2 separate regions of the Homo sapiens genome follow, and region 2 is linked to region 1. Evidence: read pairs that join two places in POLR2A ChIA-PET (ENCODE). Cell type or tissue: endothelial cell of umbilical vein. All regions are shown on one strand. Each heading gives the region's core, and the rest is flanking DNA. Links, peaks and the distances in the headings are about the cores only.

Evidence for each region. Peaks named below come from ENCODE experiments on the same cell type or tissue, not always from the same donor. Only the 100,000 strongest peaks of a DNase experiment are listed, where the experiment ranks them.
Region 2: POLR2A ChIA-PET joins it to region 1 with 5 read pairs; 4 of 35 experiments call an interaction of 5 or more read pairs at or near these places.

The regions. Positions count from the first base shown.
Region 1 is chr12:76,264,517-76,280,292 of GRCh38, reverse strand. The region is part of intron 1 of LNCOG (lncRNA osteogenesis associated); the gene reads right to left. Among named protein-coding and RNA genes, the nearest start is that of LNCOG, 13 kb to the right of the region's middle. In endothelial cell of umbilical vein, for the core only: no CTCF peak of the experiment used is centred there; no DNase peak of the experiment used is centred there.
Region 2 is chr12:76,117,590-76,133,365 of GRCh38, reverse strand. No RefSeq gene overlaps it. Among named protein-coding and RNA genes, the nearest start is that of NAP1L1, 41 kb to the right of the region's middle. In endothelial cell of umbilical vein, for the core only: no CTCF peak of the experiment used is centred there; a DNase peak (open chromatin) is centred at 9,375; H3K27ac peaks cover 2,253 bases.

The sequences.
Region 1 (15,776 bases), core at 8,151-10,650:
TTAGTTTTATAAAATGCAATCCTTTGCACTCTGGGGACATCAAGGCTAACGAGCACCTTCCACCTGGCCCTAGCCCAGGGGAAAGTGCATGTGTCCTGAACCAGGGCAGGGATCAGATCCTTCATTAGTTATATATCCTCCATTAGTTTATTAGTATATTAGTTTAAATCCTTCATTAGTTTTATAAAATGCAATCCTCTGCACTCTAGGGACATCAAGGCAAATGAGCACCTTCCACCTGGCCCTAGCCCAGGGGAAAGTGCATGTGTCCTGAGCCCGGGCAGGAATCAGATGGGAGGCCTTGGCCACCTGAGGCTGGAATTGACCCTACAATTTCAGTTGAGGTGAATCCTCAATGACGAACAAGCTTGTAGTGAAAAGAGGTTCATTCCCACTAAGTTCTGCCTTTTCCATGAAGCCACCTCAGTTGTAAACACCATCTCACTAATGTCTTTGTCTTTGTTAAAGATAAACATCAACAGTAACACCTCATTCTGAGGGGGAATTGTCATGCATATAATGCCCTCCCTCCACCTCTGTATGGATGGAAATAATCACTCTTCCTGGAAAACCAGTCCTTAACAGAGGTTTTATCTCTTTCCTTCTCTTCAAATGTAACTAATTCTTGTGTGAAACTTCTAGTCAGTTTTGGCCTGCTATAACAAATTACTATGGACTGGGTGGCTTATACTCAATTTATTTCTCACAGTTTTGGAAGCTGGAAGTTCAAGATCAAAGTTCTGGCAGATGTGGGGTCTGATGAGGGTTCTCTTCCTGATTTGCAGATGGCCACCTTCTTGCTGTATCCTCACATGATGGAGACAGAGGTCATTTCTCTCATGTTGCTTATTGAGCACTGATCCCATTCATGAGGGATCCACGCTCATGATCTAATTATGTTCCAAAGGCTCTACCTCCAGATACCATCTCACTGGCGATTAGGGCTTCAATGTATGAATTTGGCGGGGGAGGGGGAAAACATTCAGTCCATAGCAGAATTTATTCCTAAGTTAAAAAAAAAATCAACCCCAGAAATTCTGAAAAGATGAAAGATACTCAGTAGGCTAAGACCATAGAGGTCTGTGAGATCAGGGCTGCCAGCTGTGGTGCAGCATTTGATAACACCAAAAATTAACTATCACACCTGCTGCATGACTAGCCATTGTTGCTCCAGTGACTCAATCATTCTAAGGCTTTGCAAGAGGCATGTTAACCTATGTAGGCAATCAGAGTGGCACTTAGGATGGCACATAAAGGAGACCTCCATCATATTAAATTGCCATATTCAAGCCTGTCTTTAAGGCATGATATCCACACAAAGCAGGTGTGATAGCCAACGTGGCAGGTACCAGGCTGCAGAACTCTTGATAAGATCATAAGACAAACTGACTCCATCGACCATAAAATAAATGGTTCTTTCCCCCGCTTCCCCTCCCTTGAGTTTTTGAGTTAGTCTATGTGATATTATTAGCATCTGTCTTACTCGCTCTTTTAAAACAAATACGACAGTCAGTTACTTTAGGAGAAAGAATAAGTCTTGCCAAACAGAGAGGAAAACTGGGCTCTCTGGAATGTGCAGGCCCCAATGGAATATGAAAAAGTGAAGTAGACCCCCAGTCATTGAAGGAATGCACATAGAGCTCCTCAAAGGGAAATCCTGCCACCCACTCTGTGTGGCATGGGCATTTGGGCATTTTGTATAGCATGAACATCTCCCACAGCCACACACACTACCATGCCAAGCCCAAGCAGCAACCTAGATTATGAGGCTTTTAGGGAGCTTGAACACACAAACAGATGACGTTCACCAATGGTCATGAACAGACTGGATGTTGTGCACCAGTTGTTTTGTGAGTTGGTTCATCTAAAACAGTAGCGTCAGTGGGGTAGGGTCTCCCTGAGATCAGCCCTCAGCATTTGCCACTACAGGGGTTGGAAGAGGGGTACAGGGATGGGAGGCTTGTCATGAAATCTGCTTTAGCTAAGATAAGACCCTCATCCAAGCCTCTCTCTCTGGAGCAAACTACCAGGATCAGGATCAGTCTCCTGCCATGACCTGAAGCGACCAGGGGGCAACTCACCTAAAACGGGACTGAGCCTACAGCGGAGCAGCCTGTGTGGTAGCTGAGAGTGGGTCAGAGAGAACCAGCTAACCAAGGTGTTTATTTCAAAATGCTGAAGTCCTCTGGTCTGCATGACAAGCACAGTACAGTGGACCGAGGGGATTCGGCATGGGCTGAAAGTGATCAGATGTGAGCTTGTACACAATGGCAAATAGGTTTTAATGGATACATTAAGCACCTCTGGCTCATAGATGCTCTCTTGGGGACGATCTGGAGGCTGTATCTGAGCCCAACAGGAAAGAGGACCATGATTAGTGGTCCTACGATTAGTGGGAATATCTTCCATGGACCAGGGATGGAAGTGTGGTGGCACATGTACCCTATACATACCATCTCTGAGCTACATACTGACATTAAAAGCTCTGTGTCTGGAAAAGTAAGTTGGAATCTAATCATGGAAAGCTTTAAATGTTAGACTGAAGAATTTGGCCTTTATTTTGTGGAATTTTGTGGTTTGTCTGGTCAGAACACTAGCTATAAAAATAAAGACAGGAAATGCCTTCAGCAGGATTCACACTCTGCACCTGCCGGAGGAGCTATGCAGCACCCTAGTGTCTTACGCTCAGTCGTGTCTCACATTTAAATCACCTGACGGTCTTCCAGTTTGCAAGCCTGCTGCAGGTATTAGAAAAACACTGATGAACTGAGTGTTGGAAAATGACATTATCAGAAGGTATTCTAGGCAGGGATGTGAAAGTTGGATTGAAGAAAGGAGAAAAAAGGGTAGAAGCTGCAATACTAGTTAAGAAGCATTGAAAATCTCCATTTAAGAGTCATACATACCTTGACTAGAACTGTGAAAATAGAAAAGAGGGAAAGAGCTAAGAGATGTTGCAGAAGTGAGCCATATTAGTTTAGCTTGGGTGTAGGGGAGAGAGAAGAGAGACTTCAAAAGTGATGTCAAAGTTTTAAACCTAAGGGACTGGGGAAAGACTGCTGGTCCTATGAACAGAAATAGGGAATTCAAATAAATGAACAAATTTAGACTGGCCTGTGGGGAGGTGGGGAGGAAGGAGATGAGTGGATGCATTTTAGAACCCAGTTATTTTTTGATGATGCCACTGTTACAGACAAACCCACTCACACACAGCCTTTCCCAGACAAAAGACATTGTGTCTTGTCCTATCTTTCCCAGACATCCAAGGGAGGACATCCAATTAGGACAGCTGGCTGGGTTAAAGGTTCAGTCTGTGGCCATGGACTAAAGCCAAATTAACTGGGATGGAATCTGTGCCCTTGACCAAAAGAGCAAAGGACTAACTGGTAATCAGTTTCGGCCATTTCTGCTGTAACATCTAATCAGATATTGGCTTCCTGTCCTCAGCCTTCTTGCCAGCTGGATGGTCACCTTGCCTTACTGCCTGTCCCAGCTATGGGTAGATGTCACACTGAACGTGTTCATCTTTCAGCTGTCTTCTCATCTCTCTCAGTCAAGGGTGAGAATGGATCAGGGAGTGGGAGAGTTTGGCTAGGTCAACAGAGAAGCGTGTGTAATGCCATGCCGGATGCCTGGTAGTGGTGCACTCTGCCTGTCCATCCAGTTTCTGAGTCCTGCTTTATGATGCCAGACTGGAGTTTGCAAATAGTAGTTCCTGCATATCCTCCACCTAATATTTTCTTGTAGATGCTTGATGCCAAGACCCTGTCTCACCTGTTGAGTCCTGGTTCTGTTATCATCAGTTAGCTTAGTAGCTTGATACAAACTTTATTATTTTTCATGATTCCATGGGTTGACTGGGCTCAGATGGATGTCTCACAGGACTCTTATGCAGCTGTGGATGGGTCTGGAACATCCAAGATGCTTCATTCCTATATCTGGCCCTTGGCAAAGAGAGCTGGAAGCTGTGCTCAGCTGGGCTGCTGATGACTGAGTCTCTTGCTCTCACTATGTAGTCTCATGGCCTCTCCTCTTCCATATGGCCTCCTCACAGGGTCTCCCTAGCAGGGTAGCTGAACATCTTACACGGCACCCAGGGATCTCCAAAGCACAAAAGCAGAAACTGTCATGGCTTCTGATGACTTAGGCCCCAGACAGGCACATCTCCGCCAATTCTGTGTTGTTCTGTTGGTTAAGTGGATCATAGAACCAGCCTCGATCGGGAGTTAGGAAAAGACTACGTAACCATGTGGATTTGGGGAGGCTCAATTCATTGCAGACACCAAATGTGTTACTACCTCACGCAGAATATAATCCTTTCAGGGATTCTGTGAACTGCACCCCACACCCTCTGACCTCAACTCCACCTTCCCTTCCTCCCTCCCCTCTCTCTGGCAATACTGACTTCTGCTTTCCTTTTGTGGGCTGGAAGAAGGCATTCAGGGAGGTGGTGCTGGGAACCTGAGTATTCCCCGACACATAGGAATCATTTAGGAAGACTAGTAATGTTAAGGGAATCTAAGAGAGGGAAGAATGTTTAAGAACACTGAGGATGTGGAAAACTTCCTGTTGTAGTTCTAATCCTGTTAGGGTTAGAACATAGAGTAACTACTGGGGTATTGTGTAAGGTCAGGCAAAACAGACAAGGAGGGGCCAGGTCATGAAGAAAATTACATTCCAACCTAAGGAATTTCAGTTTGGTTTCCTAGACATTGAAGGGTTATAAACAGGGAAAACTTGATCAGATTTGCATTTTAGAAAGAACACTCTGGCAGTTTGGGAAATACACTAGAAAGTGAAGAGATTAAGAAGGAGGTAGACCAGTTAGGACCAAACATTAAGCAAGACATGGTGAAGGTCTTAGCTCAGCATGCCCCACACCCCTAGGGTGTGTGAGTCTATGGGCAAATTTGGAGTCTGGTGGGGGAGGCATGTCTGTATAATCAATTTGATTTGAAATGTATTATAAAATTTATGAACCTATGAAAGGTGATTAACTGATAAAGATTTAGAAAATGGGTAGAGGGTACACATAGCCATTTTCTATCCAATCAGTGCATTGAAAAATTCTTCGTAATGTCCAGGCCCCATCAGCTCCTGTTCAGGTCTCGGAACTATCTCCTCATACTCTTTATTGTTAAATATGCTGTTCCTGGCTAATTTATATCTCCCACTGAAAGAAAAAAGTAGCACTGTAGTTATTACTCACAATGGCATGGTTCTTTGCAAGCTATTTGTATAGAAACAATGTAGATCTTTTTCCTCTTCCAGTTTCCTAGTACCAGTTATTTTGTGCTGGTTACATTCTTACTCATGACATGACATCATCCATCATGTTGACTGTGAATGCTGATTTCCAGTGACTCTCTCAGAGGTTGTTATGGTGCTTCCTTGATGATGACCACAAATGCGCCTGTTACCCAGGGCGTGCAGGAAAATGTGAGCAATAATCTGATTTTCTGCTCACGTTAAATTTATTGTTCAGACTTTTATACCACAAATGTAAATTAACACATATTCCAATCATGTTTTCTTTTGAACTCTTGAGGCCATAATCATTGCATTCCTAGAATGTCATCTCTTTTAATTTTGGACACACTTCTGCCTCCCACACTGCTTTCTGTAGGGAAGAGAGGAAAGGAACCTCTAGGCTTGGCAGGAAAAGTACAATCCCATTCATCCAAGGAATATCTATCATCTGTCAGACCTTAAGACCAACCTGGGAGAGCACAGCATCACCATATCCATCAATCAGAGGCAACACTGTGCAGCAACAGCCTCAGAAGCTCTCAGAAGAAACAGACCTGGGGTCACCCCAGAGGACTTCCTGACATGTGTTATCCTAGCCTGTAAAAGGTGTGGTGGGACTGGTAGTAAAAGATTCTGTTAACACTCTCCTTACCCTTGGGTGCTAGAGACCAGAGATAGGATTGCAAGGTAACAAGTGCCAATGCACAGGCCCATGTATGTCACACAGGCCAGTAGGAGCAATCTGCTTCCCTCCTGGAACAGGGGCCCAGCCACAGGACCCCAGAACAACCCCACAGAAGCATGGTTCAGAGTTCCTTGGGGCAACTGGTTGACCACATATGTCAGGTAGAGTTTCAGGGAACGCTCTGAAGAAGCGAAAAAAGGACCAGGAACCATGTGGGCTGGAGTGGCCTGTCTGGATGCTACTGAAAGACCAGCCAGTCCCAGACACTGGAGAGAACTTAGAAAATGTCGAGGAGTGGGCCAAATGTAGGGGCTCATGCCTGTAATCCCAGCACTTTGGGAGGTTGAGGCAGGGGGGTCACTTGAGCTCAGGAGTTTGAGACCAGCCCAGGCAACCTAGTGAGACCTTGTCTCTACAAGAAATCAAAAATTAGCGGGGCATGATGGCACGTGCTGTAGTCCCAGCTACCTGAGAGGCTGGGGCAGAAGGATCACTTGAGCCCAGGAGGTGTGGCTGCAGTGGGCTATAATTGTACCACTCCACTCCAGCCTGGGTGACAGAGTAAGACCTTATCTCAAAAAAAAACAAAAAAAAAAGAAAGAAAGAAAATGTTGAGGAAAGCACTCTGAAACACAAGGCTCCCTTTGCTTCAGGCCTTAGATAGGCGCCCTACTTGCCCCAGTCTAAGAGTGGTACTAGCAGTTTGAAGGAGCAGTGAGTTCAAAAGCCGCAGGTTCATTTGAGAGACTCTGTGAAGATGTTTAGGGAAATAATCCATAATAAAGATGTCCAACCTCTCTCTCTCTCTGACTTAAATATATTTTAAAAATATATCTTACTGTAAACACCAATATTAAAGCAGATACTAGCACAGGTGTTGTGGTTGAAGTGGAAGATAAGAGTTCAGAGCCTAGCTGATGGCCTGAGTTCAGTACCACAGCACACCTCTGTCTCCATGAAATCCCAGGAAAACCTTAGGGACCCATAGAACACAGCCTGAAGCTATGCATCTAAAGAATGTGCACACAGGCTAGAGGCAAAAATGAAGGCTAAATTATCATTCATGCAAATATTAATATTGCAGATATCCACTAATATTTCCCATATGGTATAGTGTAACCTGCTTTGAAAGTTTGTTGGCCAGGTGCAGTGGCTCATGCCTGTAATCCCAGCATTTTGGGAGGCTGAGGCAGGCAGATCACTTGAGGCCAGGAGTTTGAGACCAGCCTGGCCAACATGGTGAAACCCCTCAATTCTACTAAAAGTACAAAAATTAGCCGGTGTGGTTGTGGGCCACTGCACTCCATCCTGGGTGATAGAGTGAGACTCCGTCTAAAAAAAATAAAGTTTGTTGTTTGTTGAAGAACTTAGACCACTTTCTTGAACTTTTTCAGTTTTTTTCCTCAAAAATCCAATACAAATTTTTATTAATTATTTGTAGTTCTCCCCTGTTACCCACTACTCTCTGTAAGACCATAATGAAATTTTAGAAAAGGAAGTTTCTGTTATTTACAATTTATAATGATTCAGAAAATAAGTTATAAAGAAAGAAAAAGAAAGAAAGGAAATAATAATAGAAAAAAAATTGGCCCACCCAAATCCTTACAGTCCAAGATGAACTGGAACAAGACACATTAGTGAGTGTCTCATACCTGTGCTTGGTTCTGTGTTGAGTATCCCTGCAATTCCATTTAAGACTTGCTAGGAAAATATTTATTTCTACTGGAAAATCACATAATGTTTTTTAAAGAAATCCTGTTACTAAATGGCTCCAGGAGAGTTTTGCTGATTTCTAGAGAAGAACAGTCATGCTCTTTGTCTTGAACTGAAAGGCTGACAGCAAAGGAGGCCAACCTCGGGTGCCCTCGCCGCCAGACATAAAAGGGCTGCTTTGAAATTCTTGCCAACTGGTTGACAGTATTTTCATTATTTCTGTGAAGCCTGACACAGATCTTTTAATGAAGCTGCAGTTGTGTCTCACTGGCAGGATAAATTAGCTGAAATTGTGCATATTCTACCTGTCCTGAGGTTCCCAGGGGCTAAAGGCTGATGACCTACAGAGGTGAATTCGCTGAAGAAGTAAGAAGGAAACTCATACAAGTTTTAATAATAGCAGCTCAACCCCGACCCCTGAAGAAAATGCACAACAATTGAGAGGGGTCTCTATTTCAGCTGGAAACTGAGGGGAGGGAGAAGAGACGGGAGAGCAAGAGTCAGAACAGGGGTGGGGTCTGTTCCCACTGGGGGATGGAGTAAGTTCATGACAGGGGAAATATCTTTCCATCTCTTTTCTCCTTGAGTGCTGTCAGAGTGACCCCCTGATGTTTCTAGCCCCACATCTTACCAATCATTGAGAAGGTGCCACTTTGGGAGGATCGTCAGACTTGCTCCTATTGTCCTCCTTCCACTTCCACCACCTGCAAGGCCCCTCATGTCGGGAGGTACACATTGTCAGCCCACTCATGCCCATCCATCAGGGCACAGCTCATTTGTCACCTCCTCTGCGGACTCCTTGTTCCTTTATTCTGAATTAAGCTATGTTACTACCATGTGCTTTAAACCTTGTCTTTACGCTAATGCCTTGCACTTTATTGCATTATCTTTCAATAGGCTGATCCTTGCAGGCACGAATACTGTCTCGTCTACAGTTGATTATCTGACAGCATCAGCACAGTATTGACTTTTCTGGATTTTTTGAAACTTGGATGTTAGTTGAGAATTCTACATGCTTGATGGAAATAAAAACAAATAACCATTGTGTTTATTGGTCATCTTAATGAGCTCTTTTGTGAAGTATATGTCTGTCTTTTGTCTACTTTTCTATTGAGTCACCTGGCTTTTTCTTATTGACTTGTAGCTTTCTTTAGAGATTGTGGCTAAGACATCTTTGTTGGTTGTGAGTGTTGCAAATATCTTTTCCTTTTTTTTTTTTTTTTTTTTTTTAAGACAGGATCTTGCTCTGTTGCCTAGGCTAGAGTGCAGTGGCATGATCTTGGCTCATTGCAGCCTCTGCCACCTGGGTTCAAGCAATTCTCATGCCTCAGCCTCCTGTGTAGCTGGGATCACAGGCATGTACCACCCATGCATGGCCAATTTTTTTTTTTTTTTTTTTTTTTTAGTAGAGATAGGATTTCATCATGTTGACAAGGCTAGTCTTGAACTCCTGGCCTCAAGTGATTTGCCCACCTCAGCCTCCCAAAGTGCTGGGAATACAGGCATGAGTCACCGCTGCTGGCCACAGATATCTTTTCCTATTCTGTGGCTTCCCTTTTCATTCTCTTAATGATATCTTTTGGTGAAAACAAGCTCTTAATTTTATAAAGTCCAACTTATTTTATTTATGGCTTATGTTCTTTGTGTCCTAAGAAATCTTTGCCTAGCTCCAAATCATAAAGTTGTTCTCCTAAATTTTCTTCTAGAATTATTTTCCCTTTCACATTTAGATAATCAATTCATCATGTGAGAAAAAGTGATTTTTTTTGAGACAGCTGTGTAAATATTTACAGATCTCAAAGTTACCATCATCCAGCCTCGTTTTACAAATCTATAACAATCCCTTGTGTAACCTCTTAACACTTGCCTCTAATATCTTAAAAGAGAATACTAGTCAAGAAAGTTGGCCAGACATGGTGGCTCATGCCTGTAACCTCAGCACTTTGGGAGACTGAGGCAGGTGGATTGCTTGAGGCTAGGAGTTCAAGACCAGCCTAGGCAACGTGGAGAGACCCTGTCTCTACAAAAATAAAAAATTAGTCGGGCATGGTGGTACATCTGTAGTCCTAGCTACTCGGGAGGCTGAGGCGCAAAGATCACTTGAGCCCGGGAGGTTGAGGCTGCACCAGTGAGCTGTGTTTGCTTCACATTACTCATGTGTTTGCCTGGGTGAGAGATATAATTTTCTACACTGTACTAACTTCCCTGGAGGCCTTTTGAACAAAGAGCTAGACTAAAAAAGACAGAAAAGCAGTCTAGTCAAAAAACAAAACAAAAAAAACTTTGGTATTAAACAACAGCAGGTTTAAATCCCAGTTCTATTTTTCAGTTTTTTGTGACCTAGGACAAGGCATATACTGGCTTTCAGCCTTGGTTTCTGCTCTGGAAAGTGGTCATAATGGTAGCTGAGATGTTTTACTGTTTGCCATGTGCCAGACTCTATGCCAATCCTGCACAATCTCATTTAAATCTCGGAACCACTCTGTTACATATGAATAGTTAATATATCTTCTTTATAGATGATAAACAGAGAGGAGCCATACAGTTACCCAATGGTGCATCCAGGATTTAAGTTTGGGCAGGCTGATCCCAGGGCTTACATATGTAGACACTGTCCTTACTTCTTTCCTATTAAAATTCAAAAGCCCTAAGGTGGCAGTAAAGTGAGATAAGCCGGGAAAAGTGCTTAGCCCAGTGCATGGGCCCTGTTAAGTGCTTAATAAATACTAAAGTTTGTGAGTGTAGCAACAAATAACTAATCCATATTGTCCCCATCCCCAGGCACTTTGGAAGAGCTAGAATCCATAGCCACTTCAGGAAATGACATAGGAAATCTTTCAAGGTACAGGTAAGAAAATCATGAAAGTTGCATGCTAATGTGATTGGGGTTGGAAATACTTACTGATTACCCAACCAATATTATAATCTTCATTAATTAATTAATTCTCCTTACTCTCACTCTATTCTTCCCTTCCTTTCTTCCTCCCCTCTTTCATCAAGGAAATACTTATTGAGTGCTTACTATGTGCTAGGTCTGTTCTAGGAGCTGGTAACACAGCAGTGAAAACAACAGTCAACTTCTCCACCCAAACCAAATTTCACTATGGGTTCATTGTCTGGTCTATACAATAAACAAATAAATCAGTAAGTACGTAATATTTAATAAGTGCTATGAAGGTAAATAATGCAGGTTAAAAGAGTAGCGGGTGAGGAAGCAGGGGAAAAAAGGATTCGTTTATGGATGGAGAGGTCAGGGAAGCCCACTTTGTGGGGGTGACATTTGATTAGACATCAGAAGAGGTGAGGAAGATGTCGTGAGGATATCTGGTGATAAGGAGAGGACAGTAGTTTCAGAGGCCTGGAGTGGGGGTGTATTGGAAATATTCAAGTAACTGCAAGGAGTCCAGTTCAACTGGAAAAGAGTGAGCTTAGAAGAAAATGAGACCAGAGAAATGTGAGGGGTCAGATTGTGGAAGGCCTCAGGGCCCTTGGCAAGGTAGGGTTTTAGTGAGAAGCAGTTTTGCACAGTGGTTAAGAACATAGTTTCCACCAGTGAGTTCTATAAGTTCAAATACTAGCTTTAATATTTACATAAATTTGAGCCTTGTGTTGTGCCTATTTGTGCCTTAGTTTCTTCATCTGTAAAATGGGATTAATAATATCAAATTAGACTTGAGAAAATTCTGGCAATTTCTTGGCATCCAGGTAAAGAGCTGAAATTAAAGCATCTCTTGCTTGAACTTGTAATTCACGGAAGGTATTAAACCTTTACTTACACCAATACCAAAAATAGATTTTGTATTAATAACATAGAGGTGGCTTTTCAGACTACTATCACAAGTTTTTGTTTTTTGGGGGGTTTTGAGACAGGGTCTTGCCGTGTTGCCTAGGCTGGTCTTGAACTTCTGGGCTCACGTGATCCGCCTGCCTTGGCCTCCCAGAGTGCTGGGATTACAGGCGTGAGCCATTGCATCTGGCCAGCTATCATAAGATAATTGAACAAAAGAATATCCTTGGCTAATTATTGGTCAAATTTCAATTAGCAAATGACTGCATATTACCAGTGAGTTTTCAAAGGGACTTGAGAATAGGTCTGGATCAGATCAGATATCAAAATAAACTTTCTCCCAGACAGATTCAGAGCATTTCATCAAGATGATTCAAGTAACATGAATGAAGACAAATCGGGGCCAAAAGGATGTAGCCTGCAAAGTATGACAGGGCTTGATGGAATAACATCAATATTGGTGTTTTAATATGCAATATAATTAGATTTCAGATCTAGACTCTTCTGAAAATAATGCAGACAGAGAAGTGCCTCAGGTCAGGATTTTAATTCAGAGAGTAAGATAAGAATAAATATCTTGTGGTAGTGCTCTTTTTTGTTGAAGGGTAGACTTTACTACAGAGTACATGTTGAGGTCTGATATATTTGGCAGTGCCACCATCTTCAATGTCTCTGATTTGCTTCCCAAAGTAGAGAAGGGAACACAAGTGAAAAGGAAGTTGGGATTTATTTGGATCCCAGGTTTCCAAAGACAGCATTTACACCTCTTACTGCCTCAGTTAGCCATAGCTCAAAGCTAGAGAGATTTTTGTTTCTCCTCCAAGGTAGCAAGGAAGCAAATAACTTCAGTGGTATCTTTTGTGCTACATTCTGAGATAGACGATGATTGTGATTATAGGAAGTCTTGTTCCATTTTAATTTATTCAACCATCACTTCATAAAGCATCCCCTAGGTTGGCCATAAGCAGCTCAGAGTTCCACATTCCTGCTACCTTTGCTCTTCCCTCAAGAACACCATCAAGGGCAAGAAGGGTCACTGAACCCTTCTTGGGGTTTACAGTCTTAGTGGAAAACATTAAACCAGTCAGTTCGTGCAAAAATGTTCTGCTGACACTGACTCTTTGGGCACTTTTTATCCTAAGAGATCAGAGAAGATGGGCCTGGATGTTAAGCCTATTGAACAATGGGTCAAAGATAAAAAACAGAGATGCAGTTGACTAGATTTTAGCAGCTCCTCGTGCTCCCTCCACTTCCTCTCATTTCACTCCCAACGGGGAAGGGTGTGGCCATGCTGTAGGCTTCAGGATGCCTTTTCTTTTGCAGGGCCAGAGCCTGAGACAAAAGCCTAAGAGCTCAGCCTCGTCTAGGCAAAATACGTTCACCAAGTTGCATGTGGTCTACTCCAGTTCACAAGACTCTACACTGGGGCTTGAGCCAGAGCCCAGCTAAATAGAACGTGCCTCTTTGCCCACCATCCTTTTCTGTGTATATCGTTTACTGCAGGACAGATGGAATTCAAGTGTGCAGGATCCCTTAGCCATAAATCCCTCCAGCTCCCTATATTCCTACCAGATGGCATAGAGTTGGGGACTGAGAAGGCATATTCACTGGGGACCAGCATTTGGGCAGTAGAGGCCCTAAGAGAGTGAGGGAAGCTCTTGGAGGATTTGGTATTGGTAGTAAAAAGGACTCCTTTTGGGTACTAGCTTATCCAGAACTTAAAATGTTGGAGCAGCAAGGAGCTGTGAGTCCCATGGTAAGGTCATCAGTCAGCTCAGCCCAAAGGATCTGGAGGACCTGACGGCTGCTTCTCTGGAATCTGAGCCAAGGAAGGCAAGCCAGGAGGATGAGATCACAGTCACCTCATTAATGTACTATGTGTAACACAAGTGGGTGGCAAGAAGAGCTCTCGTTGCAGAGAACACTTTGTCTTAATGCTTAGTCAAACAAGGACAAGTACATTTCAAAATGTGTGACATTTTAGCAGGAGACAGGTACAGATTCATAATCCTTTCTCCACAATTATAAAATTTAAAAGGCTCTGAAAAACAGAAGCTCTTTTGCCAGTGTGGGAAAAAACCTCACATAGTGGCAAAAACCTTTTTGACCATTGGTTATGTCTCAGAGCCCCTACCCAGCACTATCATGTCTACTGTGTACATTTTTGTTATTTTGAAATTTGGGGTTAATTTCACTCTTTGAGAAGAGTTAAAGCTGCCCTTATAGGTAACAATGAAGAGAGGGAAAGGAAGAAAAGGAAGTGCCTGTTGAAATCAATAATATTATAAGTAAAGTTATTACAGAAGATAGATCCTGCTATCTGTCTTGAAAAATACAGTATCAGAATCAAAACAATATATGACTTAAAAAACAGAACGGCAAGTTGTAGAAGATTTCCTGTGCAACAATGACTAAGAACTAATGAAAAATAGGAAAACACTTTAAAGGGCAAAGAATGCAAATCATGATGATATGTTAATTAAGTGGATTTGACAATGAAGCGAACATATACTACTAGTTTGTTATGAAGCAAGCTACTATACACTGCAAAAATTGAACACTGAAAATAATGTGAATATTTAGAAGGCTGTGGTGGTGGGGGGCTGGTAAATCTGAAATCTGTAGGGCAATTCCATAGGTTGGAAATTCAGGCAGGGTTTCTATGTTACAGTCTTAAGGTAGAAATTCTTCCCCAAAACAATCTGTTTTTGCTATTAAGGCCCTCAACTAATTGTATGAGGTCCACCAACAATATCAAGGGTAATCTCCTTTACTTAAAGTCAACTGGTGGTATATCTTAACTGCATCTACAAAATACTTCACATCAACGTCTAGACTGGTATTTGTCCAAACAAATGGTCATGCCAATGATCGTGGTCATGGTCATGGTCTAGCCAATCTGACACACAAAAATTTAACCATCACAGCTGCCTACGGAATTTAAGAGCTTTAATGCTAATAGAGTAAAATAGAAAAAAAGACACAGAATTTAAGAGCATCATGGTGTAAAATGCCTTACAAATATGTAATAAAATCACTCCTGATGATGTTGAAACAAATTAAAGATATTTTTAAAATTATTAAATTATTAAAATTAAATAATTTTAATTATTTAAATAAATAAATTTATCAAATGTATTAAATAAATTTAGTATTTATGTAATAAATTATTAAATACTAACTTAAATTTATTGAATTAAATTTATTAATAAATAATAATTTGATTAATTTTAATAATTCAAATATTAATTATTTAATAATAATTTATTAATTATTTGATAATTCAAATAATAGTTCTTTTTTATTCAGAACTAACATATCTTAGAAACAGCCAAAATCTTGATAAACTTGTTAAAATACTGTCTGATGTAAACCTTAGTCCTGAACCTATTTATAATTTTGATATTAAATTTGATATTAAAGCTCTATATTGGTACTGTTTTCCCATGGTACTGACTCATGAGAAAGCTTCTATAGGTTTTAATAACACTAAACTCAGATGGACTGTGCTTGGCATGCAGCACTGTGTTTTGTTTTTTTTGAGACAGAGTCTCACTCTGTCACCCAGGCTGGAGTGCAGTGGCATGATCTCCGCTCACTGCAACCCCTGCCTCCCAGGTTCAAGTGATTCTCCTGCCTCAGCCTCCCAAGCAGCTGGGACTACAGGCACGTGCCACCACACCCAGCTAATTTTTGTATTTTTAGTTGAGATGGGGTTTCACCATGTTGGTCAGGCTGGTCTTGAACTCCTGACCTTGGGATCCACCCACCTTGGCCTCCCAAAGTGCTGGGATTACAGGCATGAGCCACTGTGCCTGGCCAGCACTGTGTTTTTAAAACAAGATAAAATTGACAGTACCTGAGGAAAGCCTACATCCAAGAAATTTGAAAGGTATATGCAAATTACCTGTGCAAACAAGAAAGTATGAGTAATTAGAGAACTACTTTATGATGATTCAATGGCCACTTTGTACCAGCAATATGGGCTTATTACCAGCAAGCTGATGTAGAAGAAAAATGTAAAGTTCTATTACTTCTGGACCATGGCTTTACAAACCCTCCTCTTGAACTTCTTGCATAATGTTTTCAGTTTTTCTTTTCCTTGCAACATGACATCAGGAGTGTAGCCTTGGAGCCAAAGAGCTTTAGAGACTGAAAAGCAAGTCTGAGCACTTCTTTCCAAACTGTATGTTTGCTTCAGTGAACAGAAGCCAGGAATCTAAGACTTCCTTAAAGAGGTTATACTCAAGGATACCATTTACAGAGCTGCCAATGCTCAGAATGATATTATTAAGTCAACATCAACAAATGCTAGGAACAGAATTTTGCTACTCCAATGTT
Region 2 (15,776 bases), core at 8,176-10,675, 150 kb after region 1:
TATTCCCTTCATAAAAATAATTAGGAAGCTTTTCTTCTTTTTTTAGGCTCCAGAAGAGTTTAAATATAACTAGAATTATCTGCATTTTAAAGATTTGGTAGAATTCCCCTGTGCAATAATGTGGTTTTGATACTTTTCTTGGGAAGAAGAGAGGAGCAACTGTTAACTATTTCCATATTGGACTTTCTTATGTAATCTAATGAGTATGGCATGGTGTAAAAGAAAAAGAAAAAGGTGGGGCGTGGGGGTTCATGCCTATAATTTTAGCACTTTGGGAGGCCAAAACAGGTGGATTGCTTGAGCCCAGGAGTTCGAGACCAGCCTGGGTAACATAATGAGACTCCATCTCTATTTTTTAAAAAAAATAAGAAGAAGAAATACATATTTGGTCACTTTCCTTTCACTCCCTTGGCACACAGCTTGATGTGCTCTGGATCTGTGTCCCTACCAAATATCATGTTGAATTGTAATTCTCAATGTTGGAGGTGAGGCTGGTGGGAGGTGATTGGATCATGGGGCGGATTTCTCATGAATGAATGGTTTAGTACCATTTCCTTGGTGCTGTTCTCATGATAGTGAGTGAGTTCTTACAAGATTTGGTTGTTTAAAAGTGTACGGTACCTCCCCTTTCTCTTTTGCTCCTGCTCCTGTCATGTAATACATGCCTGCTCCTGCTTTACTTTCCACCATGATTGTAAGTTTTCTGAGGTCTCCCCAGACACTGAGCAGATGCCAGTATCATCCTTCCTGTACAGCCTGTGGAACTGTGAGGCAATAAAAACTCTTTTCTTTTCTTTTCTTCTTCTTCCTCTTTTTTTTTTTTTTTTTTTTTGGAGACAGGGTCTCACTCTGTCACCCAGGTGGGAATGCAGGAGTGTGATCACAGCTCACTGCAGCCTCAGCCTCCCAGGCTTAAGCAATCCTCCCACCTCAGCCTCCTAAGTAGCTGGGAATACAGATGTGAGCCACCCAGCTTATCTAATTTTTGTATTTTTGGTAGAGATGGGGTTTCACCATGCTGCACAGGATCTCAAATTCCTGAGCTCAAGCAATCCACCCACCTCGGCCTCCTAAAGTGCCAAGATTATAGGCATGAGCCACTGAGCCCAGCCTAAATCTCTTTTCTTTATAAATTGCCAAGACTCAGGTATTTCTTTATAGCAATGCAAGAACAAACTAATACAGAAATCCATAATCCTAAAATCACTGGGATCACTGAAGTGATAAATGCCTTTGTGTATGCTAATGAACGACTGATAGCTGGGGGCTCCTGGATAGCCTCAGGATGGGGGCTGGTTGCCAGGGCGACTAACCATGTGGTTAGAGGGTTTGAAATTTTAGCCCCCCAAACCCCTATATCCGGTAGGAGAGAGAGATTGAAGATTGACTTAACCACAATGGTCAATGACTTAATCAATCATGCCTACAGAATGAGGCCTCAGTAAAACCCCAAAAGGACAGGGTTCAGAGACAGCTTCCAGGTTGTGGAACCCAGGGAGGTGTTGGGAGGGTGGTGTGCTTGAAGAGGGAATGGAAACTGCACACCCTTTCCAGCCTACCTGGCCCTATGTGTCTCTTCTATCTGGCTGTTCCTGAGTTGTATCGTTTTATGGTAAACTGGTAATTCAGTAAGTAAACTTTTTACTGAGTTCTTCGAGCTGTTGTAGCAATTTTTTTTTTTTTGAGATGGAGTCTCACTCTGTTGCCTAGGCTGGAGTGCAGCGGCGTGATCTCGGCTCACTGCAACCTCTGCCTCCTGGGTTCAAGCAATTCTCATGCCTCAGCCTCCCAAGTAGCTGGGATTACAGGCGAGCACCACACCATACCCAGCTAATTTTTATATTTTTAGTGGAGACGGGGTTTCACCACATTGGCTAGGCTGCTCTCGCACTCCTGACCTCAGGTGATCCACCACTTTGGCTTCTCAAAGTGCTGGGATTACAGGCTTTTCAAAGTGCTGGGATTACACCGTGCCCGGCCAGTTCTAGCAAATTATTAAAACTGAAGTTGGCACAGGGGTGGGGGTTGTGGGAACTTCCAATTAATAGCTGGTCAGTCAGACTCACAGCCGACTTGGAACTGGCATAGGAAGTAAGGGCAGTCTTGCAGGACTGAGCCCTTCTTCTGAGGAGTTTAGGCTAAGCTCAGGGAGTAGTGTCAGAATTTATTTGAATTGTGGGACACCTAGTTGGTGTCCAGACAGTTGGTGTGGGAAAACAACAACAACAACAATAGCAGCAACATACATTTGATGTCAGCAGTGAAGTGGGGTGAGTGTTGAGAGTAAAGTACAGAGGAAACGGGAGTTTTCCTTTCAGACGGGAAGCAATATAGCTGAGCATCAAAAACAAGTAATGCGGCTGGGCACGGTGGCTCATGCCTGTAATTCCAGCACTTTGGGAAGCCAAGGTGGGTGGATCACCTGTGGTCAGGAGTTCAAGACCAGCCTGGCCAACATGGTGAAACCCCGTCTCTACTAAAAATACAAAAATTAGCTGGGTATGGTGGCAGGCGCCTGTAGTCCCAGCTACTTGGGGGGCTGAAGCAGGAGAATAGCTTGAACCTGGGAGGCAGAGGTTGCAGTGAGCCGAGATCGTGCCACTGCACTCCAGCCTGGGTGACAGAGCGAGACTCCCACTCAAAAATAAACAAACAAACAACAATGACACAAAAAACAAGTAATGACTTCACATCATGTTCCAGGGCTTGTAGACCGCTCACACTTTCACTGACATCTGCATAGTCATTGCAACACCGACCAATCTGGAAAGGCAGAATCAATCACAAGCATCTAAAATGCATTTCTGAACATGAGAAGAAACAATAATATGAAAGATATCCAATGAAACTTTCCCATGTTTCAAAGAAAACAATGAACATTGCTAGTTTTTTTAAATTGAAAACTATTTTTGATGGCTATTACTAAAAAGTCAAAAAATAACAGATGTTGACAAGGTTACAGAGAGAAAAGAGAATGCTTATACACTGCTGGTGAGAATGTAAATTAGTTCAGCCACTGTGGAAAGCAGTCTGGAGATTTCTCAAAGAACTTAAAAGAGAACTACTGTTCAACCCAGCAATTCCACTGCTGGTTATATAGCCAAAGGAATATAAATCGTTCTACCATAAAGACACATGCACGTGTATGTTCATTGCAACACTATTCACGATAGCACAGACATGAAGTCAACCTAGATGCTTATCAGTGGTGGACTGGATAAAGAAAATGTGGTATACATATACGACATGGAATATTACACAGCTGTAAAAAATGAGCTCATGATTTTTGCAGAAACATAGATGGAGCTGGAGGCCATTATCTTAAGTGATTTAAAGCAGGAACAGAAAACCAAATACCACATGTTCTCATATCATAACTGGGAGTTAAACATTGAATCCACATGGACACAAAGAATGGAACGATAGACACTGGGGCCTGTTTGAGGGTGGAGGGTGACAAGAAGATGAGGATTGAAAAACTACCTATTGGGTATTATTTGGGTATTATTTGGGTGACAAAATCATCTGTATATCAAACCCCTGCAACACACAATTTACCCATTTAACAAACCCGCACATGTACCCCTTGAACCTAAAAGTTGGAAAGAAAAAGTGTTTAAAAATAAAAATTAAACTATTCTTGGAAACAGCTGGCAATCTACCTTCATGACCCAAATTTGCTGTATTATAAAAATTTAAACCAGCCACAGAAATTAACATGAATCAGACAAAGCAAAAAAGGAATCAGGTTAGACTTTCTGTAGGTGAGAATTTGACTAAAAAAGAAGAATATCAAGTTTTGAATTATTTTTAATTTCAGCCTGCTACTATCGTATAAGTGCCTTCCTTAACTTTTTAATCTCTAGGGCAAGCATATTTTCAATGATGGTTTTTAAAAAATTGCCTTATTTATGACTTAATGAAATTATATATACATTAAATTAAAAAATAAATTTAATAAATTTATTTTTTGTAGAGATGGGGTCTTGCTATGTTGCCCAAGCTGGTCTTGAACTCCTGGGCTCAAGCAGTCCTCCTGCTTCAGCCTCCCAAAGCACTAGGATTACAGACATGAGCCACTGCACCCAGCCTCAAAAACTTAACTTTTAATTTCAGAACACTGACCCCATTTCTCTTGAGTCTGTGTTTTCCAGATGGCAATTACCAACTTTTAGCTTAAATAAACTCTTTTAAACTAAATTTTAATGCTTTGAATTATTTCGGGTTGACACATGGAACCAAATAAAGTTGGTTCACAAATATAATTGCATCACATTCTACTTGAAAACCTTCCAGGAAAGTCTTTGGTGATCTGGTCTCAGCCCATCCTCTATTTTCACTCCCAATAACTCTCCTTTGTAAACCTTATTCAGCCTCTTTTATGCCAACATAAGATATTTGGTCATGTGTCCACCGGTTTTTCTTTTGCCCTAAATCCTTTTCTCTATCTCAAAATGATAAGCTATTTCTCATCCTTCAAGATCTAGCTCAAATCTTAATATCTATAAGAAGTCTTCTTGGCTGGGCACGGTGGCTCACACCTGTAATCCCAGCACTTTGGGAGGCCGAGGTGGGCAGATCACCTGAGGTCAGGAGTTTGAGAGCAGCCTGACCAACATGGTGAAACACTGTCTCTACTAAAAATACAAAAATTAGCTGGGTATGGTGGCAAGTGCCTGTAATCTCAGCTATTCGGGAGGCTGAGGTAGGAGAATTGCTTGAACCCGGGAGGCGGAGGTTGCGGTGAGCCAAGATCACGCCATTGCACTCCAGCCTGGGCAACAAGAATAAAACTACATCTCAAAGAAAAAAAAAAAAAAGTCTTCTTGACCCCTAGTTGATCAGCTTCTATCTTTTTCCTTCCATAGTACGGTATTTAACTATATGTGTCTCCCTAGACTGAGACTTTCCCAGCGGACTGTGAAAGCAATGGCATTATCATATTCACCTTCTTGAAAACAATGTCAGTGTCTTATTCATCTTTATATTCTCATCTCTATTACTATTCCCTCATACTACTGCCCACCAAAATGTCTGGCATAATACATCTTTAATGGATGAGTGAATGCTAAGCAATATGATCCTTGGTTTCTCCAAAGTGCAATCTAAAAAAAGGACATTAGTCTAAAGGCAAGAAACAAACCTGTACAATTTAAACAAAAAACTACATATAATATATGCAATTTAAAGCAAAAACTGTATTCAGAAAATAAAAATTAGAATCTAAAGTTACAATTCCAATGTAAATCATTGGAAATTTGCATAGAAGACAGTGCTGAAAGTGGATAGGTCATTCAAATCTTCTTTCCATTATATGCTGATTCTTTGAAGACAGTAAACTGTTTTGGTCACATAGCTCACTTTGACATCCATTACTGCTTTGTTTCACCGATAGTTTTCCTATGTATTTGAGTTGTTTCAATGGTCTATTTTTTTTTGTGATTTATAGTCACAATACTTTGTTTAAACAAACACAACAAAACAAAAACATTCATCCCAACATTGATAACAAATTACATTTTTTTTCTTTTGACATGGGGTCTCACTATGTTGCCCAGGCTGGAGTACAGTGGCTATACACAGGCACAATCATAGTGCACTTATGCCTTGAATTCCTGGGCTCAAGTCATCTTCCTACCACAGCCTTCTGGAGAGCTGGGACTACAGGCACACCGCCACTGCACCTAGCACAAATTACAATTTTTAAAGGTGGTCGGGTGCGGTGGTTCATGCTTGTAATCTTAACACTTTGGGAGGCCAAGGCGGGTGGATCACCTGAGGTCAGGAGTTCAAGACCAGCCTGGCCAACATGGTGAAACCTCGTCTCTACTGAAAATACAAAAATTAGCCAGGCATGTAAACCCAGCTACTTGGGAGGCTGAGGCAGGAGAAGCACTTGAGCCCGGGAGATGAAGGTTGCAGTGAGCTGAGATTGCACCGCTGCACTCTAGCCTGGGTGACAGAGCAAGACTCTGTCTCAAATAAATAAATAAACAAATAAATAAATAAATAAAGCAGGTAGGTAGACATGAGAAAGGGCAGAAACTGAAGAGTAGAGGTAAGAAGATGGTTTGGGAATACCAGGTTTAGATATATATTACCTGTGTGACCTGTAAATACTGAACCCTCTCTAAACCTCAATATGTAAAATGAGAATATCAGAATCTGTAATCATTATAGCCAGCATCAAATGAGATACACATGTAAATTTGTAGCTTCCCTGATCCAGAGTAAGCTTTTTGTTTTCTTATTAATTCTCAGTTAAAAGAATCATTACATTGTATTTTTAAAAATAGAGATATAGTTCGTAAGTGTAATGCATTTGAAAAACAGTTAAAAATCATGGCCTCAAATGGTGACTCACACCTGTAATCCCAGTACTTTGGGAGGTCAAGGCAGGAGGATCACTTGAGGCCAAGAGTTCAAGACCAACATGGGCAACATAACAAGACCCCCCTTCTCTCCCAAAAAAAAAAAAAAAGGGGGGGGGCAGGCACAGTGGCTCTCACCTGTAATCCTAGCACCTAGCACTTTGGGAGGTCAAGGCAGGTGGATCACTCGAGGTCAGGAGTTTGAAACCAGTCTGGCCAACATGGTGAAACCCCATCTCTACTAAAAATACAAAATATTAGCTGGGCGTGGTGGCGGGTGCCTGTAATCCCAGCTACTCAGGAGGCTGAGGCAAGAGAATCGCTTGAACCCTGGAGGTGGAGGTTGCAGTGAGCTGAGATTGCCATTGTACTCCAGCCTGGGTGACAGAGCAAGACTCCGTCTTAAAAAAAAAAAAAAAAAAAAAGAAAAATCTTGATTTTTAGAGGTTGGAATAATAAACTAAATAAAAAATAATATAATAAACAATTATTTGACTATTTGATTAACATCTGGCTTTTGATTAACAAGGACAGAAACTTGATTTCGATTGCTCACATTGACATATAAGAGATGCTCAAGAAGTCTTTTTCCAGTGCATGACTGCAGGCATGCATGATGAACAAAGGTTATTATCTTCCAGAAGATATTATTTAGGCCCTGCCGATGTCATATCCTGGCTATGAATTTGTCCAGAGATCATAAGGTCTTGCCTTTGAATAGCACTTGAAACCTATAAAGGTGTTTCCAATTGATGAATATGACAAATATGTGAGGTAGATTTGAGCAGTACTATTTTCTTATTTTGATGAACGGGGAAAAGAGGAACAGAGTGAAACAATGTCACACCTCTAAAAGATGACAGATCCAAAACTAGAAAGAATAGTTTTCTGACTATTCCTTGTTTTTATTTTATTTTTTTACAAACTTTTCTGTATGTTATATGAATGTCTACATGAATTGCTTACAAATGATCTTGTATAAATATAGCTATGGCCGTAAAAGATGTTCAGAATATATTGTCTTGTAAATAGTTATTAGCAAAGACTATACAGCATGGCCTTATTTTTAATAAAACATTTATATATACATATTGATCTCTGTATCTAAGAGTTTGGAAGACTATACGCCAAAATACTAAAAATACTGGCTATTTCTTTTTTCTTTGTTTTTGTTTTTTTTTTTTTTGAGATGGAGTCTCGCTCTGTTGCCCATGCTGGAATGCAGTGGCGCGATCTCGGCTCACTGCAAGCTCCGCCTCTCAGGTTCACACCATTCTCCTGCCTCAGCCTCCCGAGTAGCTGGGAGCTGGGACTACAGGCGCCCACCACCACGCCTGGCTAATTTTGTTTTTGTATTTTTAGTAGACGCAGGGTTTCATCATGTTAGCCAAGATGGTCTCCATCTCCTGACCTCGTGATCCGCCCGTCTCAGCCTCCTGAAGTGCTAGGATACAGGCGTGAGCCACCACGCCTAGCCAATACTGGCTGTTTCTGAATGGTGAAATTTCATGATTTAAAATTTTAATTTATGTGTATTTTCTTTTTTCTATTTTTTTTTTTTTTGAGATGGAGTTTTTTTGCTTTCGTAACCCAGGCTGGGGTGCAATGCACAATCTCTGCTCACTGCAATCTCTGCCTCCTGTGTTCAAGCGATTCTCCTGCATTCAAGCAATTCTCCTGCCTCAGCCTCCAGAGTAGCCGGGATTGCAGGTGCATGCCACCATGCCCAGCTAATTTTTGTATTTTAAGTAGAGATGGGGTTTCCCCATTTTGGCCAGGCTGGTCTTGAACTCCTGACCTTAGGTGATCCTCCCGCCTTGGCCTCCCAAAGTGCTGGGATTACAGGCATAAGCCACCATGCCCAGCCTTAAATTATGTGTATTCCCTAATTTTTCTAAAGTGCTCATGCGTTATGTAATTTTCATGAGAACAAGAAATTTTTAAAAGGTAATTTTTTTAAATTAAAAAGATGACTATTTAAAAATAGGCAAAAACTGGGTGTAGTAGTGCACGCCTATAATGCCAGCTACTCAAGAGGCTGAGGTGGGGGGATCACTTGAGCCCAGGAGTTCAAGGCTGTAGTGCACTATCCTTGTGAATAGCCACTGCACTTCATTCTTGGCGACATAGTCAGACCCCATCTCTAAAAAAAAAAAATTACAGAGTCCAAATTGGTCAATACCCAACATTGGGGGTATTGGAAAAATGTATAGGAGTAAAAAGTTTTCTTACTCTTAGAGAAACGACCTCAGGTTGAAAAAAATTTGATAAAGATAAAAGATTGGCCAGGCACAGTGACTCAACCCTGTAATCCCAGCACTTTGGGAGGCCGAGGTGGGTGGATCACTTGAGCTTGGGAGTTTGAGACCAGTCCAGGCAACATGGCAAAACCCCGACTCTACAAAAAACACAAAAATTAGCTGAATGTGGTGTGTGTATGTAGTCCCAGCTATTTGGGAGGCTGAGGTGGGATGATCGCTCGAGCCCAGGAGGTGGAGGTTGCAGTGAGCCAAGATTGTGCCAATGCACTCCAGCCTGGGAAACAGAGCCAGTCCCTGTCTCAACAACAAAGAGAAGAAAGAAGGAAAGATGGAAGGAAAGGAAGGAAAGGAAGGAAAGGAAGCAAGGAAGGAAGGAAGGAAGCAAGTTGGTTATAAAGAAAAGGACAAGTAAATACAGTTTGATAATATCAAGTGAAGAGGTGTTTGAATAGTCTGTTTATGATAATAATTACTATAATATTTTTAAAATATTTATATTTGTAACTATTTCTCCCTAAAATTTTATCACTTATAAGGAAATAGCCACAGATAGTAAATAAATAATAAACACACAAATTCACAAATTAAAAATAAAAAGTTACTGTAGACTTCAGATTTAAATATTTTGTGAAAATATTTATCCTGACTTTCCAACATCAGCATATTTTCCAGTCATTGTAGTTTTGTTAAACAGAGGAAAAAGGAATTCTCGGAGATGACTAATTGTTCAGGGAAATGAATCTTTCTAGAAAAATGTTAAGAAGGAAATTGCTTAGCATCAGACTTTTAAGTTGCTTAAAATGCCACCATCTAGCCAGGCATTTTTTTTTTATTGATCAGCTTCATCATATTCATAGGCATTATTTCATCCCTCCATGCAGTCACCTTAAATCCACCCTATGGAGAATATTAAAACCTTTTATAATAAGATCTTAAATACAGTGTGCAGCATTAATACACAGAAATTAGTAAAAGTGAGATTATTTTATTTTATCTTCAAACAGTTTTTAAGCATCTGCTATACTGTGTTCCTCACTCAGGATGCAAAGAAATGGGAGGAGCAGTCCAGGTCCAAGAGAAGCTCTCAGATCCAGGGGGAGATACGGCAGGTAGGTAAAAAGATGGTTAACAATGGGTGTGGTATCACCTAAGTGACATCTGAGCAGGTGGCTAAGGCTCAGAGGAGAGAGGATCTGGAAGCTGGATTTATGGATGAGAGGGTTTGAGTTTCAAAGAAAGAGTTGTAACAAAGTCACAGATTAAGAGGGAAACGGGTTGATGCCATTCTCAGCGTGAGTAAAACATTCCCACAGTGTGATGTCCAGCACTTGTGAAAGGTGAGTTGTAAATTCAGGAACACTTTGTAATAGCAAATCTAATCACACAAGTTAAGTAACCTTAGATGTAATTTAAAAGACTTGAACCTCCCCTAGCTGGGAGTTTTGGATAGGTGTCTTTTTCTTTTCTATATTTCTAAAAACATTTTTCAATATTTTTAGTTACACAAGCAGTAGCTGCTCAACATAGGAAAAAAAAACAAAGTAAGCAAAAATAAGAAAATAAAAATCAGTGAAAATTTCAACTCTGAAATTACCGCTCTTTTTATTTTCATAGATAATATTGCTAAATTGTTCTCCAAAATAGTTATATCAATGTGTGTTCTCACCATGGATATTATTTTTATGGAAAAATATGTAATTAATGAATTTTTTTAAATTTTGAAAGGACAAATGTTTGTTAAGGCCATTTGGTTAATCCCAGAGTAGGTGTGATGAAAATCACGGTCTTTTGAATATATTAAAGTAGAAGTAATGATTCCGGGAACTGGATAGAGGAGAAAGTATAACTTATGGTTATAAATTCTTATTTTCTTCCTAGACTCATGATTGGGAGAGATACTTTTGTAAGCAAATTGTTGATGGCTACAGTAAGAATAAAATTTGCCAAAATTTCGGCTTTAAAATTATGAAAGGGCTGGCCAGGCATGGTGGCTCACGCCTGTAATCCCAGCACTTTCGGAGGCAAAGTTGAGCGGATTGCTTGAGCTCCAGAGTTCAAGACCAGCCTGGGCAACATAGCAAGACCTCGTCTCAAAAAAATATATATATATATGAAGCATATATATGAAACATATATATGAAGCATATATATGAAACATATATATGAAGCATATATATGAAACATATATATGAAGCATATATATGAAACATATATATGAAGCATATATATGAAACATATATATGAAGCATATATATGAAACATATATATGAAGCATATATATGAAATATATATATGAAATATCTTATGTATATGAAATGTATATATGAAATATCTTATGTATATGAAATATATTATATATATGAAATATATCTATTATATATGAAATATATTATATGTATGAAATATACTATATATACGAAATATATTATATATATGAAATATATATATTATATATGAAATATATATATTATATATATGAAATATATATATAATATATATAAAATATATATATTATATATATGAAATATATATATTATATATGAAATATATATATTATATATGAAATATATATATGAAATATATATATTATATATGAAATATATATATGAAATATATATATTATGTATGAAATATATATATGAAATATATATTATATATGAAATATATATATTATATATGAAATATATATTATATATGAAATATATATATCATATTTGAAATATATATATATTATATATATTTCATATATATTATATATATGAAATATATATAATATATATATTTCATATATATTATATATATGAAATGTATATTTCATATATATAATATATAACATATATTTCATATATATAATATATAACATATTTCATATATATAATATATAATATATATGAAATATATAATATTATATATATGAAATATATATAATATATATGAAATATTTATTATATATATGAAATATATATTATAAATATGAAATATATATGAAATATATATATGAAATGTATATAATATATATGAAATATATATATTATATATATTTCATATATATTATATATATGAATATATATAATATATATATTTCATATATATTATATATATGAAATGTATATTTCATATATATAATATATAACATATATTTCATATATATAATATATAACATATTTCATATATATAATATATAATATATATGAAATATATAATATTATATATATGAAATATATATAATATATATGAAATATTTATTATATATATGAAATATATATTATAAATATGAAATATATATGAAATATATATATGAAATGTATATAATATATATTCATTTATATATATATTTCATATATATATATATATTTCATTTATATAATATATTTCATATATATATATATATTTCATTTATATAATATATTTCATATATATTATATATATTTCATATATATAATATATTTCATATATAGTATATATATTTCATATATATAATATATTTCATATATAGTATATATATTTCATATATATAATATATTTCATATATAGTATATATATTTCATATATATAAATATATTTCATATATAGTATATATATTTCATATATATAATATATTTCATATATAGTATATATATTTCATATATATAATATATTTCATATATAGTATATATATTTCATTTATATAATATATTTCATATATAGTATATATATTTCATTTATATAATATATTTCATATATAGTATATATATTTCATTTATATAATATATTTCATATATAGTATATATATTTCATTTATATAATATATTTCATATATATTATATATGTTTCATATATAATATACATATTTCATATATATTATATATATGAAATATATATATTATATATATTTCATATATATTATATATATGAAATATATATAATATATATATTTCATATATATTATATATATGAAATGTATATTTCATATATATAATATATAACATATATTTCATATATATAATATATAACATATTTCATATATATAATATATAATATATATGAAATATATAATATTATATATATGAAATATATATAATATATATGAAATATTTATTATATATATGAAATATATATTATAAATATGAAATATATATGAAATATATATATGAAATGTATATAATATATATGAAATATATATATACATGACAGAGTAGAAGAAAAAATATATTTTCAATTCTGTTAAAGCAAAATTACCCTCATGATGGCTTTTAGTGCATAGGCCTTGCAGCCTCTGAAGGACATGCTTGTGGGGCTGGTAGTTCCAGAAACTTAAAAATATTGAAGATGAGTGGGAAGATTTGGGGAGGAGAAGGAAGAAAAGGATGAGAGTTGCATCTGAATAGGTTAGAATTCTTTTGGAGAGTTTGGGGCATTTATTTGTTTGTTTATTTTTAGCTCAGAGGCCAGAAGGACAATGAACAGAGACGGCTTAACGTCCGTTCTCAACGGTGTTTGAGCCGTTGGGATAAAAGAAGAGAAAACTAAAAGCTGATAAAAGTGATTTCATTACATTTGGTAAGATTCTCAGCAAGATCTGAGGGCCTACACTGATAGAACTAACCTTTCTTGAAACTTTGGGACTTTGGCCTAAACAGAGCTGCTTGGTTCCTTGGGGCAAAGTAAAGCATAGGGTTAGTAGGCCACTCCCCCAGTACCAGGAGGACCAGTGAGGACCACAGTGGGCCTAGCCCTTTGCTTTCTACTTGGATGCCAATACAATATGTTATGGGTGGCAAATATGTGAGTCTCAGGGCACCAAATATGTTACTGCTGGAAATTATCCACGTTACTGGCAGGAAATATGTATCAGTCTGCAGCCCCCTCAATTCTTGCCTCCTCAGAAGACAGAATTTGACTAAGGGACAAAAGGCAGAAAAAGTGACATGGGCAAGTTTCAAAGCAGGAGTGGAAGTTTATTTAAAAGTGCTTTAGAACAGGAAAGAAAGGAAAGTACTCTTGGAAGAGACCCAAGTGGGCGACTTGAAGAACAAGTGCAGTGTTTCACCTAACTAGGACTTTATAAGCTGGCCCCTTTCCAATGATTCTCCCCTTAGGGTGGGTTGCCCACACGAGCAGTGCCCTCCTTACCCTTGGGAGGTGAGCACACTCAGTGTGTTTAGGTCGTTGTGCACATGCCCATCTAAGGCTTTCTTCCCTTTTCCAGTGGTGTGCTTCCGGAAGGTCATGTTCTGCCATTTTGTCTCAATGCACATGCACAGGAAGTTGCTTCTCCCTGGTGCCTGCACTCAATTAACACTTTTATTTATTTATTTATTTATTTATTTATTTATTTATTTGTTTTTGCGATGGCATCTCGCTCTGTCACCCAGGTTGGAGTGCAGTGGCACGATCTCAGCTCACTGCAACCTCCGCCTCCCAGGTTCATGTGATTCTCCTGCCTCGGCCTCCCAAGTAGCTGGGATTACAGGTGCCCACCACCATGCCCAGCTAATTTTTGTATTTTTGGTGGAGATGGAGTTTCTTCATGTTGGCCTTGAACCCCTGACTTCAGGTGATTCACCTGCCTTGGCCTCCCAAAATGTTGGGATTACAGGTGTGAGCCACCGCACCAGCCTCAATTAAGACTTAGTGCAACTGGTGTGGACGATTAGGAAATGACCTCTCCCTGGCACCGGCTGCCAATTTGTCACTTTTAACGAGGCAATGTGATAATTACCGAACCATCACCCGACATTCCTTGTGGGTCCGGGAGAGCCCTCTCCTGCCCCACTCATGCCTGTCTAATTACCTGTAACAAATTGGTGGAGGCCACACCAGACACTGACCTTGGCTTTCTCACTACACACACTGTCAGGAGGACCAGTGGTGAGGCTTCTGCATGTGGCATCAAGTGGGAGACGGAGGAGGAGGGGCCGAATGGGAAGGTACTGTGCTGTGACCACAGCCAACAGCCCCCATCCACCTTTGGGACCCCCAGAAATATCTCAGGGACAGTCTGAGAGGGACTGCTTTCTTGTTGGGTCAGGTGGGCAGGGATGTGGTGTAATCACCTAACAAGTTCTTCCTGCCCACTGCACAGGGAAAATCAATTCACTGAGACTAAGGCACTGCAGTAGAGAAGAAGAGGCTGGCCCACCCAGGAGAACTGGAGTTATCATTCAAGTCAGTCTCCCCCACCTCCAAGCTTGAAGGTTAGGGTTTTTATGGACAATTTCGTGGGCAGGGGGCTAAGGAATGGATGGTGCTGATGGGTTGGGGATGAAATCACAGTGATGTGGAAAACATTCCCTGTGTACTGAGTCCACCTCTGGGTGGGGCCACCAGACCAGTTGAGTCAAGAGTCCGGGTGGGGTCAGTCTGAAAAATATCTCAAAAACCAATCTTAGGTTTTACAATAGTGATGTTACCAATAACAGCAATAGAGAAAGTCACAAATCTTGCGCTCTCTGGCCACATGATTTCTGAGCAGTAACGGAGGATTATGGAAACTACACCTACATTTTGGCAGAGTGCAGGCTCTTCCCATAATCCTATTCTTGTGACCTTTCATTAGTCTAAAGAAGGCGGGTGTTGGTCCCTGAGCAAGAAGAGTTAATTTAGAGAGAGACTATTTTCCTTGCTTTCAAGCTAAACTATAAATTCCTCCTAAAGTTAGCTTTATAACTATAAGCTATAAGGAGAGCTTGAAGGTCAGGAACAAGACAGAGTCAACTATGTCAGACTTCTCTTACTGTCATAATTTTGCAAAGGCGGTTTCAATGAGAAGGGAGAACAGGTGGTTGGAGAGGGGCTCAAGCCACCATATGAGTGGCAAAATCAAGCATGACCTTGTTTTGTGGGCAGGCTGGTAAGGCCTGCTCTTATGAGCTATGCGTGGATGTGACTGAAATCCATTGTGATGGTGCTCAATTATTTTTGGGAATATTCATTCTATAAATATTTCTTTTTTCTCTTCCATTTGAAACCACTTTATTTTTTTCTCTTTCAACACAATCATTTTAAATAGTGGGGCACTTTTTATCACATGGCTCTATCATATTTGATTTTAGGATCTTGCTATTGTTGGACTTTTAGGCTATTTTGTTTTGTGCTATCATAAATCATGATACAGTAAACATCCTCTTAATACAGTTTTGAGCACAACTATTATTTTCTTAAA